2 separate regions of the Homo sapiens genome follow, and region 1 is linked to region 2. Evidence: chromatin contacts called from ENCODE Hi-C or POLR2A ChIA-PET data. All regions are on one chromosome and are shown on one strand. The core of a region is the stretch at or near the end of the contact, and the rest is flanking DNA. Distances in the headings are between cores, read along the strand shown.

Region 1 (5,603 bases), core at 2,696-5,195, 1.4 Mb before region 2:
TGGTGGCTCAAGCCTGTAATCCCAGCACTTTGGGAGGCCGAGGTGGGTGGATCACCTAAGGTCAGGAGTTCGAGACCAGCCTGGCCAACATGGTGAAACCCCGTCTCTACTAAAAAAAAAATACAAAATTATCTGGGCATGGTGGTGGGCAGCTGTCATCCCAGCTACATGGGAGGCTGAGGCAGGATAATCACTTTAACCTGGGAGGCGGAGGTTGCAGTGAGCCGAGATTGCGCCATTGCACTGGGCAACAAGAGTGAAAACTCCATCTTGAATAAAAAAAAAAAGCATTAGTCTCTTCACCCCACTCCCCATCAAGTTTTCCCAGACTGGGCCGGGCGCCATGGCTCACGCCTGTAATCTCAACAATTTGGGAGGCCGAGGCGGGTGGATCACGAGGTCAGGAGATCGAGACCATCCTGGCTAACATGGTGAAACCCCGTCTCTACTAAAAATACAAAAAATTAGCCAGGCATGGTGGCGGGCACCTGTAGTCCCAGCTACTCGGGAGGCCGAGGCAGGAGAATGGTGTGAACCCGGGAGGTGGAGCTTGCAGTGAGCGGAGATCGCACCACTGCACTCTAGCCTGGGTGACAGTGTGAGACTCCGTGTCAAAAAAAAAAAAAGCTTTCCCAAACTGGAAAATGCATGCTGTCTTGCGGCATGGTCCTGGGCATCTGTGAGGGCCTGCACTGACCTCTGAAGTATCTCCATGTCCAAGGGAGTACAACAATAAATAGTAAATAAAAACATCATGACAGGTTGAGAGAGAGACTGTAGAAAAAATGAAAGGGCTTTTTTCATCCTTTTATGAGAAAGGGGCCCATATTTTCATTTTCCCCTGGGCCCCAAAAATTATGTAGCCAATCCTGCTGGCAGATAAAACATTCCTGAAGGAGGTAGCCAGAAGCCTAATAATATTCTGGGGGTATTGTGGCTTAAGTATGTCAGCCCTGTCCAAATGTAGAACAATGCTGGGGGCTATTTCAAGCCACGTGAAATGTCAACACCTGTGGTAAAGGACTATTAGCAAAGCTAATGTGCAGAGTCTGCACACATGACAAGAAAAAAGTCAACTTGCTAGGAGGGGTTTGTTGGCTGTTTAGCTTTATCTGGACAAGGGAAAAAGTGGGTAGAAAAGGCTCTCTGGCTAGTTCCTCCTTGAAGCAAGAACTCAGCTTGTTTCTCTGGATAGTCTGTGGTCAGATATAACAATGGAAACTTCAGGAAATCTTTATTTAAAAAGAGAAGGTATCTCCCCACACCTTCTTCAATATTAGGTGCCACCAAATTCTGGCTGTTGATCTGTTACTCAACAACAACAAAAAATGTCTTTTGTTTATTTTTATGTCTGATTCCAAGGAGAGTTGAACTTATTTAAAGTGGGTCTTTAAAAAAAATCACTTCAGATGTTTGTTTCTTTTGAATTTTCCATTGGTATTCATTTTCTTATTTATTTGCAAGCACTTCCTACATAGCAAGAATAACAACATTTTGTTTTCATGTGTGTTGCAAATAGGTTTTCCCAGTTTGCCTATTGTTTTTTAACCTTGCCCGTTTGGAATAGCTTCAAGCCACATCATCTGATGGGAATGGAGGTCACCCTAACAGTGATACTGCAATGTCACTAATTCAATAACCACCAAATTTACTGCTAATAATCGCCAACATTTACTGAACATGCACCATATGCTTCATGTGCCATTAATCCACAAAATTACCCTATAAAGTAGGTACTATTTTTAGTTTCATTTTGTAGATGAAGAAACAGAAATAGGAGAGGCTAAGTAATGTGCCTAGTTACCCAGCCTAGTAAGGGATGGAATGTGGGGCTTGAACCCAGCCCTGACTCCTAAGTCCAGTTTCCAACCCTGCACTGTCCAATACAGTGACCGCAGGTAGCTATAGAGCACTTCACATGTAGCCAGCCTGATTTCAGAGACCAAGTGTAAAAAAAAGAATGTCAGATATCTCATTATTAAAAAATTTTTTTTTCAACAGGGTCTTGCTTTGTCACCCAGGCTGGAGTGCACTAGTGTGAACACAGCTCACTGCAGCCTCAACTTCCTGGGCTCAAACGATCCTCCCACCTCAGCCTTCTGAGTAGCTGGAATCACAGGTGTGTGCCACCATGCCCAGCCTCTCATTATTAATTTAAAAATTGGCCAGGTGTGATGGCTTACGCCTGTAATCTCAGCACTTTGGGAGGCTGAGGCAGGCAGATCACCTGAGGTCAAGAGTTTTGAGACCATCCTGACCAACAAGGTGAAACTCTGTCTCTACTAAAAATACAAAAATTAGCCGGGCATGATGGCATGCCTGTAATCCCAGCCACCCGGAAGGCTGAGGCAGGAGAATCGCTTGAACCCAGGAGGCTGCAGTGAGCCAAGATCGCACCACTGCACACCAGCCTGGGCAACAGAGCAAGACTCCATCTCAAAAAAAAAAAAAAAAGTGCCTACTGAAAAATTGTTAACATGATTCTGTTTACATTTCTGTTGACAGCATCTTCTATCCACTTTCCTACATAATCATCCTTCACTTGGGTGAAGACAGTCTGTGTGATCACCTGAGTCTTCTCTTCTCTAGTTATATCAAAAGGCTTGCGCCTTTTAAATCTGTTGATAAACTGAAACCTCCTTGCTTCCTGGTTTTCTTACATGAATTGAGATCATCCCAGGACCTCACTGTCTTGAACAAGCTCAGTTCTCTCCACTCTTCCTCACAGATGATTTCTCATAGGACCAAATTTTGTCATCCTTGTTGTCCACATCTCAATATTCTCCAGGTTATGGCTATCTCTATCCCTCTTGCCCTCCAAAATGAGACCACAGGCGGGGCACAGTGGCTCATGCTTGTAATCCCAACACTTTGGGAAGCCAAGGCAGGCAGATTCCTTGAGCCCAGAAGTTGGACACCAGCCTGGGCAATGAAGTGAAACCCCTTCTCTACCAAAAAAAAAAAAGAAAGAAAGAAAAGAAAATAAATTTTTAAAAAAGGGGAGACAATCCTCCAGAGAACCGTTGCAGATGTCCCAGAAAGGTGATGCTCCCAAGTGCACAGGGACAGAAAGTAGAATGGTGGTTGCCAGGAGCTGGGTAGAGGGGAATGAGGGAGTTGTTTCACGGGTACAGAGTTTCAGTTTAGGATGATGGAAGAGTTCTAGAGATGGATGATGGTGGTGAGTGCACAACCACGTGACTATTTAGTGCCACTAAACTGTACACTTAAAAATTGATTAAAATAAGCTTTATGTTGTGTACATATTACCACAAATACAATAAAAGAAATGAAGTTCTCATACGTGCTGCAGCAGGGATGAACCTTGAAAAGATTATGCTAAGTGGCCGGGCATGGTGGCTCACACGCCTGTAATTACAGCACTTTGGGAGGCTGTGGCAGGAGGATCGTTTGAGCTAAGGAGCTGGAGACCAGCGTGGGCAACATGGCGAAACCTGGTCTCTACCAAAAATACAAAAATTAGCTAGGCAGTGGTGGCAGCGCACCTGTAGTCCCAGCTATTTGGGAGGCTGAGGTGGGAGGATCACTTGAAACCCGGAGGTGGAGGTTGCAGTGAGCTGAGCGCCACTGTGCCCCAGCCTGGGCGACAGAACGAGACCGTGTCTCAAAGAAAAAAAAATAAAAAATAAAAAACCTTGTACTAAGCAAAATAAGCCGACACAGAAGGACGAATATTATATGATTCCACTTATACGAAATACCTAGAATAGGTAAATTCATTAGACAATTAGCCAAAGTGTATCAGAGGAGGTTGGGGGGATGCTGAGGGGAGGGGAAAAGAAAAAAGAAAATCAAGGGGTGGGAAGCAAATGGCTGCGGGGTAGAAGGGGAGTGGGCTGCCGCTTGGGTGTGTGGGCGTCAGGGGGAGACGGGACAGGCGATTTAGGCCCTGCGCGCAGGCGCCCCTGCGCTCCCGCCGTACGCAGCTGTCTTTGTCTGGGGCGGCGGCAGCGTGGCAGGAGCGAGGGGCGCCCCGACCCGTCCCCTCTGCCCTCCACTACCCCTGCCGGCTCCAGCCCGTCCGTGTCTCACCGTCTTTATTTAACAAAGAACGGAGAGACTATAAATGACCCTGAGCAGAGTGGCTGCGAGCAGGGCCCCTGGGGCGTCCCACGGGCGTCATCCTAGCCGCGTGAGCGCCGAGCTTGGGCACCGGGGGGGTTGGCGTGCTTGTACACTTGCTCCGTTTTCTCTGTAAGTACTAAGGATTCCCCTGCCGCCCTCTTCCTCATTTTCCACCATCCCAATTTACACAAGCATTAGTATTTTTTTTTTTTTTTTTGAGACGGCGTCTCGCTCTGTCACCCAGGCTGGAGTGCAGTGGCGCGATCTCGGCTCACTGCAAGCTCCGCCTCCCGGGTTCACGCCATTCTCCTGCCTTAGCCTCCCGTGTAGCTGGGACTACAGGCGCCCGTCACTACGCCCGGCTAACTTTTTGTATTTTTAGTAGAGACGGGGTTTCACCGTGGTCTCGATCTCCTGACCTCGTGATCCGTCCGCCTCGGCCTCCCAAAGTGCTGGGATTACAGGCGTCAGCCACGCGCCCGGCCACAAGCATTAGTATTTACTTCCGTAATTTCCCCATGCCCATGTAACATCACACACACACACACACACACACACACACACGTTTGCTTTTGTTTTCCAAGATGGCATCTAGTAGGCGCTTCTCTTTGTTTTGCTTTTCTAGTACACCGTGGAACCCCAAATCCCAGCTGGGATTCACTCTTTTCTAATGGCTGAACATTCATCCGGGGCATGAAGGCAGCTCAGTTCATTTCATCATTCCTTTGTTTCCTCTGTTTTGCCACCAGAAACTGCCGCGATGAATGTCAGTCCCCAGAGCCGGAACCGTTCCCGGTTTTCTCTACTTGGATCTGAGAACTCTGTCCCTCCAGCCCTGCGAGCGCTTTGCCAGGGTGACGGGCGGAAATGTCCCCGCATCCGTGCCTGCTTTCCCAGATGGGACCCTCCAGCAGTCCCCTCCACTGCCCGTGCTTCCTCCTAACCACTTCCCCCCAGCGACCGCGGAAGGCGCTTCCTCCCCCGCAGCGCGAGCCCCAAGCTCCTCCAGAGCCCCAGCTCTCCCCGCCCCCTTCCCGACCTTGTTTCATATGACCCCTCCCCCGCACATACTCAATTTCGTCTTCCCAAGGCGCCCACTCTCCACATCCTGATGAAAAAAAGAGCCGGCTGCTGTCCTATGTTATTGTCATACTTCTTTCCTCCCGTGCACTACACAACTTGAACAACTTTTTTTTTTCTTTTTTTGAGAAAAGGTCTCGAACTGTCGCCCAGGCTGGAGTACAGTGGCACGATGATGGCTCACTGCAGCCTCGCCCTCTCTGGGCACAGGTGATCCTCCTGCCTCAGCTTCCCAAGAAGCTGGTACTACAGGCGCGTGCCACCACTATTGGCTAATTTTAATTTTTTTTTAACCACAGGGTCTCGCTATGTTGCCCAGGCTGGTCTCGAACCCCTAGGCTCAAGGGATCCTCTCACCTCAGCCTCCCAAAGCGTGAGATTACAGGCGTGAGCCACCGCGCCCCGCGGTAAATACTATTCCAAGGAAATGGCACCTG
Region 2 (5,195 bases), core at 2,641-5,140:
AAAGGGAGTAGAATTTGCATGGCTTCCCCCAGCCCTCCTTTCTGAGCTGTAGACCCATCCATCCAGCTTCCTAACACACCTCCATGAGAATGTCAAGCTCATCATGCTTACCACCTCATCAAACTTACCACCTTTCCCCTTCTCACCTCTACCATTCCTCTGGCTAACACTGACACACATGCCCAAACCTGCTTTACCTCCGCTGGTCTCTCTGATGTACTTGAGTGACATTCTCCCAGCCAACCAATCAACACAGAAGGCTGCCTGTTCCTTATATTCAGCACTGACAGCATTGCTTATGACGTGAGCCTTCTCAAACAGAATTCTGATCATGTTACCTTCCTGCCTAAAAGCCTCTGATGACCCCCAGCATCTCCCTCCTAAACGATGAAGTCTAAACTGCCATGGAGTTGGAGTCCTTTGCGGCTTTTTCTGCTGCATTTCCTGCTCTTTCTCCATGCCCATCCTGCTCTTTATCCAGGACAGTATGCTATTCTCTCTGCTGGAATGTCCTCCCTACCCACCCCCACCTACATCCAATTTGACCTCTTGGAAAACTCTTACTTATCCTTCAAGAATCCCTTCAGGCCCCACTTCCTGTGAGAAGCCTTCCTGGCCCTGCCAGACTTAGTTGCTCCCTGGCTCTGGACCCTTGTCAGTGGAGACACCTGTGTATCGTAGCCTTTGTCGCCTTGCTTGGTACTTTTTTCTTTTCCTGTCTTCCCTCTCCACTTGCACTCTAAGAAGACAGGGGTACTCCCTTGATGTTTGGCCTTGCTCATCCTTGTATCGTGCACCTAACACAGTGCCTAACAGAGAGAAGGAAGGAGAAAGTAGCAGAAGTGCACAGGCTTCTACATACGCAGCCTTGGGTAAGCCGTATTCTATCTCTGAGGGCCAGTTTCCTCCTCTGTAAAGCTGTGATAATAACATGCATCTTATGGGGTGATAAATCCATAGGGATTAGTAAGGGTAAGTGGACAGGTCCCAGCCAGTGCCTGCTTCTTAAAACATAGAAATTAAATGAAAGCTATTATTATTAACATTATTATTATAGTATGGACTCAATTTTATTCTAAATGAGAGAAAAGAAAGAGAATATTACAGAGGGGAGGGATGAAAAGAGGGAGAGAGATGGTATAGAGGGAGATTGGCTGGACATTGCACAATATTCCAGGTGCAAAGCCAGAAGCCTGGATTAGGATGGAAGAGGAAACAATATGAGAGGCTAATACTGAGAGGACTCAGCCCCCTGCTGAACAAGGAGGAGCAGGAGACAAAGATTTTTGTGAGGTCTGGGGTTTGAGTGGCTCTGGTAAGGTAGCCTTCCCCATTCATTCATTCATTCATTCAAGATTGAGGACTTGACATGCACCAGAACAATTTTGGGTCCTGAGGATATGAGATCAGCCAGACACAGCCCTGATGGATCTGGGAGACCCATTCATGGAAGCAAGAAAGGAAATCAGAGAACAAGGCCAGTTTGAACAGGCAGGTGAGTCCAGTTCTGGACATGATAAAGTGTGAGGGTGGACTGAGAGCTTCAAGCTTCCCGAGAGTTTTGCTTTTGATAAGTAAGGCTTATGAATTAAGAAAGAGACTAGGGGGAGAAAAGAGGTGCAAGTGAAAGCCAGAAGATTTGAGTGACGTGAAAATCTCAGACCAGAAAAGTTATTTGCATAGACGTTCAGGAACCAAAGAAAAGATGGCATAGAGGAAACCAGCACAGAGGGAAGCATTTCTAACTTGAGGCTGTGGGGATAAACTGAGATGCAAGACAGAAAAGGGTGCTGTTTTCCTTGGGATTTTTAGTAAAGCTCCACACTTCCTAGAAAAGCATCTGGCAATTGAAGCATCTTGATAAATATTTGCTGAGTTAATAAAATAAATGTTTTAGAACGAAATGTGAGCCACCATGCAGGCATTTTGTATTTGCGAGAAATATTGGCCAATTTACCTATTGGCGGGATTTCTGGATATGTTCACTGCATCCACTTGAGCAGAGTGGACGATGGAAGATATAATCCCTGATCTAACAATAATGAATATCAAGTTACTTATGTATTGAGTACTTACCACGAGCCAGCCACAGTGCAAGCACTTTATAGAGCTGTGTCATTTAATGCTCATGCTCTTTATGTAAGTACCATACTGTCACCCTCATTTTTCAGACCAGGAACCAAAGCTCACAGAGGTGAAATGATCTGCTCCAGTTAACAACTAGAAATCTGATTTCAAAGCCCAATATCCATACCTAAGCCACAGCCCAGAAAGGAGCATGTATTCTTGTGGTGAAGAGAGGCATCCACATTGGAGATGGAATCCATGTCTAGTAATTCACAGGGTTAAAGAATCCAGAGTGAAGTGGACAGGAGAGACCATGCCACCTTTCACTGAGCTGGGAACAAAGCCACTACTCCTAACCTATCATGTGAAGCAGCTGCCTCAGCCCCACCCATTTTGCCTCTAGATTGTGCACAAACAATTTTGTGCTATTTCCGCCAGTGTATGCTCTGCAAGGCTCAGCAGGCCTCGAAAACACAGTGACAGAGAAATGGTACTGAAACCTCAAGCCCACCACTGAGGCTGTGCTGATACCCCAACAAGAAAACGGACATATTAGGTAATCCTGCCACGTCTTACCAGCTGCTACCCAAGCTCATGTGGAGAGACCTAGGGATTCTGAGCAAGGTCCCACGTGGCCGAGGCATGGGAGGGAGAGAGAGTGAGCTAAGCTACCGTGGGCCGGCAGTCAGGCCCACACCACAGCTGAGGAAGGAGCCGACTGGGGAGCTCTCTGAAACAGCAGACCTGGCATTGCTACCACCTGAAAATGATAAACAGATTCATACGTCCCTGCCCACACCCCGCACACATACACACACGCAACGCCCCTGCCACATTCACACATACATACATGCAGACCCCCCACCTATCCTGTTATCAGACTGCGGGATGATGGCCCTCAGTTTCCACCCAGAAGGAAATTAGGACATGTGACTTCAGAAACTTCAGGCTCGCTTTCTGTATCCCTTTTCTGTCTTCAAAGCAAACGCCACCCCCCCATTGAAAAGCACCCATCATTCTTTTGAGTTTCGTTTTTAACTTTAGTATGAAAAGCACTGCCCCTTCAAAAGGCATCTTTACTGTGAGACTGATGACAGCAAAGGAGCCTTCTCTCTGTACCCTGAAATTAAACCACACGGGTCTTCCCAGGGCACTCACCCTTGAGACAAATTTGTATAACCGAATTCATAGAAATATCTAAAAGTTGTTCCCTAAATGCCTGCCTCAATACTCCGGAATTGGGCAGATTTCATTTTCCCATGTTCTATGGATTCTAGAAATGCCCTTTATTGTTTGACAAGTGACTATGTCAACCTAAAGGAAAAGAATCTGCTTTGGAAAGGGGCTTGGCACCAATAACTATGTGTTCTGCAGGAAGAGGTAAAAAATGCTGTCTTGGTAGCAATATGAGACAGAGGGAGAGAAATTATCTGTGTGTGTGAGAGAGAGAAAAAGAGAGAGGGAGAGAGAATGACAGAGAGTGAGAACAAGAGAGAGGGAGAGAGAATGACAGAGAGTGAGAACAAGAGAGAGAGAGAGAGAGAAGGGGAGAGAGAGAGGAGTACTGGCTTTCTGTTACTTCTTTCTTATCAGCAGCTCTGGAAACCTGAGCCAGCAACAAATATTGCAAGGTTTTTTTGCACGCCAGCAAATTTGTTTCACCTAGGGTGCCTCTCCAGGGCCACCCCTCCAGTGTTCATGTTTTGTGGCTTTCGTGTTTCTTAGGAATTTAGAGTGCAGTTGCCTCTTGTGGGTCTGTGTGTCTCCATCAGTTGCAACACCTTACCCAGCCCTCTCCGCCTGTCTCTGCATAACAGGAAGCCACGTGTAATAACAAGAAGCTTGCGGAAGAACACTGCCCCAGAGCTGCCTCTTCCTCAGCACAAGGCAAAGTGGAGATTTGGCAATCAGAGGGCAAATTTTCTCTGTAGAAAATTCTTTGACAATGTAGCTGGTTAACTGCATATGCAAGCTACCTGCTTTCCCAGGCGTTAGTGTAAGGAAGAACAATTCTCATCAGGTAGGACTGCAGGATAATTAGTGCAGTAAGCTCTGCCCAACACCCTAGTGGTGTGTTACATTAGGAAGAGCAATCGAAGTACTGACCCCTCCATTGCCAAAGCTAGTCATTTATTTTAGGTAAGAGGTTTTGGTTCACTAGTCACTAGCATTCATAAATAAATAAGTGCATTAGGATGCTTGAAATATTTGTATTGCATAAGCATGGATGAATTATATGGCCTGAGTAATTCACAGGAAGGACCCTTCCAGGGCAATGCTCAAGTACTGGCAACTACCATCAAGCACTGGCCCTTGAGGAGGCTACAAGCCATTACAGCCTAACAGACGTCACTCCAGTCAGTTTCTGGGGCCTCTACAGGTCTTAGGGAACAGTGATTTTAAACTTTAACACTACTGAGAGTTAAAGTGACCAATGAATAATGCTAGCAGTGGGGTGGGCCCAGGAAACGAGTCATAATATGTTTCTCCTATTCTACAACCTGATAAAAAGATTTCATTAAAAACTGAGACAATTTGATCATGGATAAAGGATAGATGATACCAATGAATTATTGATTAGTTTTGTTAGGCGTGATCAGGACAATGTGGCTAGAAAATAAAATTTCCATATTTTTAAGGATGCATACTTAAGCATGGGGAAAATGTGTCTGGGATTTGTTTTAAAATATCTTAGCATAAAAGGGAATAAAAGAAAAAGAAAGGGATAGATAAAACAATGTGACGAAATATTCTGTTGAACTTCAGTAGTGGGTCTACATGGGGGTTCATTATATTTTCTCTGTTGTGTTTGGAATGTTGATATAATAAATGATCTTTTTAAATATTTTATTAGGCTTAAAAATAAATTCAATAGGCTTGTTGGGTTTTTTTTTTTTTACATGTCAACTATTGCTCTAAACTTCAACTTGTCTATTTTCCAAGGTCTGCATTTCAGACCTGTTACTCCTCAGAGCACAGCGGAATGACACTACACAGATGTTATACCACTTACGTACACATTCCCTCCCAGACAGATCCGCCTCCATATCCCTGCACTGTCACTTTATCAGCTGATGAATGGGAAGAACTGAGGGACTTACTGAGGCTGCCAGTATGGATAGTATTTC

What was found. A loop is a pair of places that touch in the nucleus more often than their neighbours do. ChIA-PET counts read pairs that join two places held with the same protein, here RNA polymerase II (POLR2A). Pooled maps may share reads with other maps.
Region 1: a map of OCI-LY7 shows a loop between it and region 2 (4-fold over the local background). The contact joins the promoter of LINC01816 here to the enhancer-like site in region 2. A Hi-C loop is called at or near these places in 1 of 168 maps with a recorded cell type or tissue (OCI-LY7) and 5 of 50 pooled maps. POLR2A ChIA-PET finds 5 or more read pairs at or near these places in 1 of 52 experiments (activated naive CD4-positive, alpha-beta T cell).

What each region holds. Positions count from the first base shown.
Region 1 is chr2:70,123,658-70,129,260 of GRCh38, reverse strand. It overlaps LINC01816 (long intergenic non-protein coding RNA 1816), which reads left to right and starts at 3,945. Exons shown (of 2, transcript NR_024444.1): 1 at 3,945-4,215; 2 at 4,836-5,225. RefSeq lists a silencer at 4,030-4,324 and enhancers at 4,651-5,456, 5,457-5,603.
Region 2 is chr2:68,765,131-68,770,325 of GRCh38, reverse strand. All of the region lies in intron 1 of ARHGAP25 (Rho GTPase activating protein 25), which reads right to left. Among named protein-coding and RNA genes, the nearest start is that of ARHGAP25, 33 kb to the right of the region's middle. Within about 2 kb of position 3,890, at least 17 of the 41 ENCODE cell types and tissues checked have a DNase peak (open chromatin) inside an H3K27ac peak, as active enhancers do; they include OCI-LY7, where a contact is called at or near this core.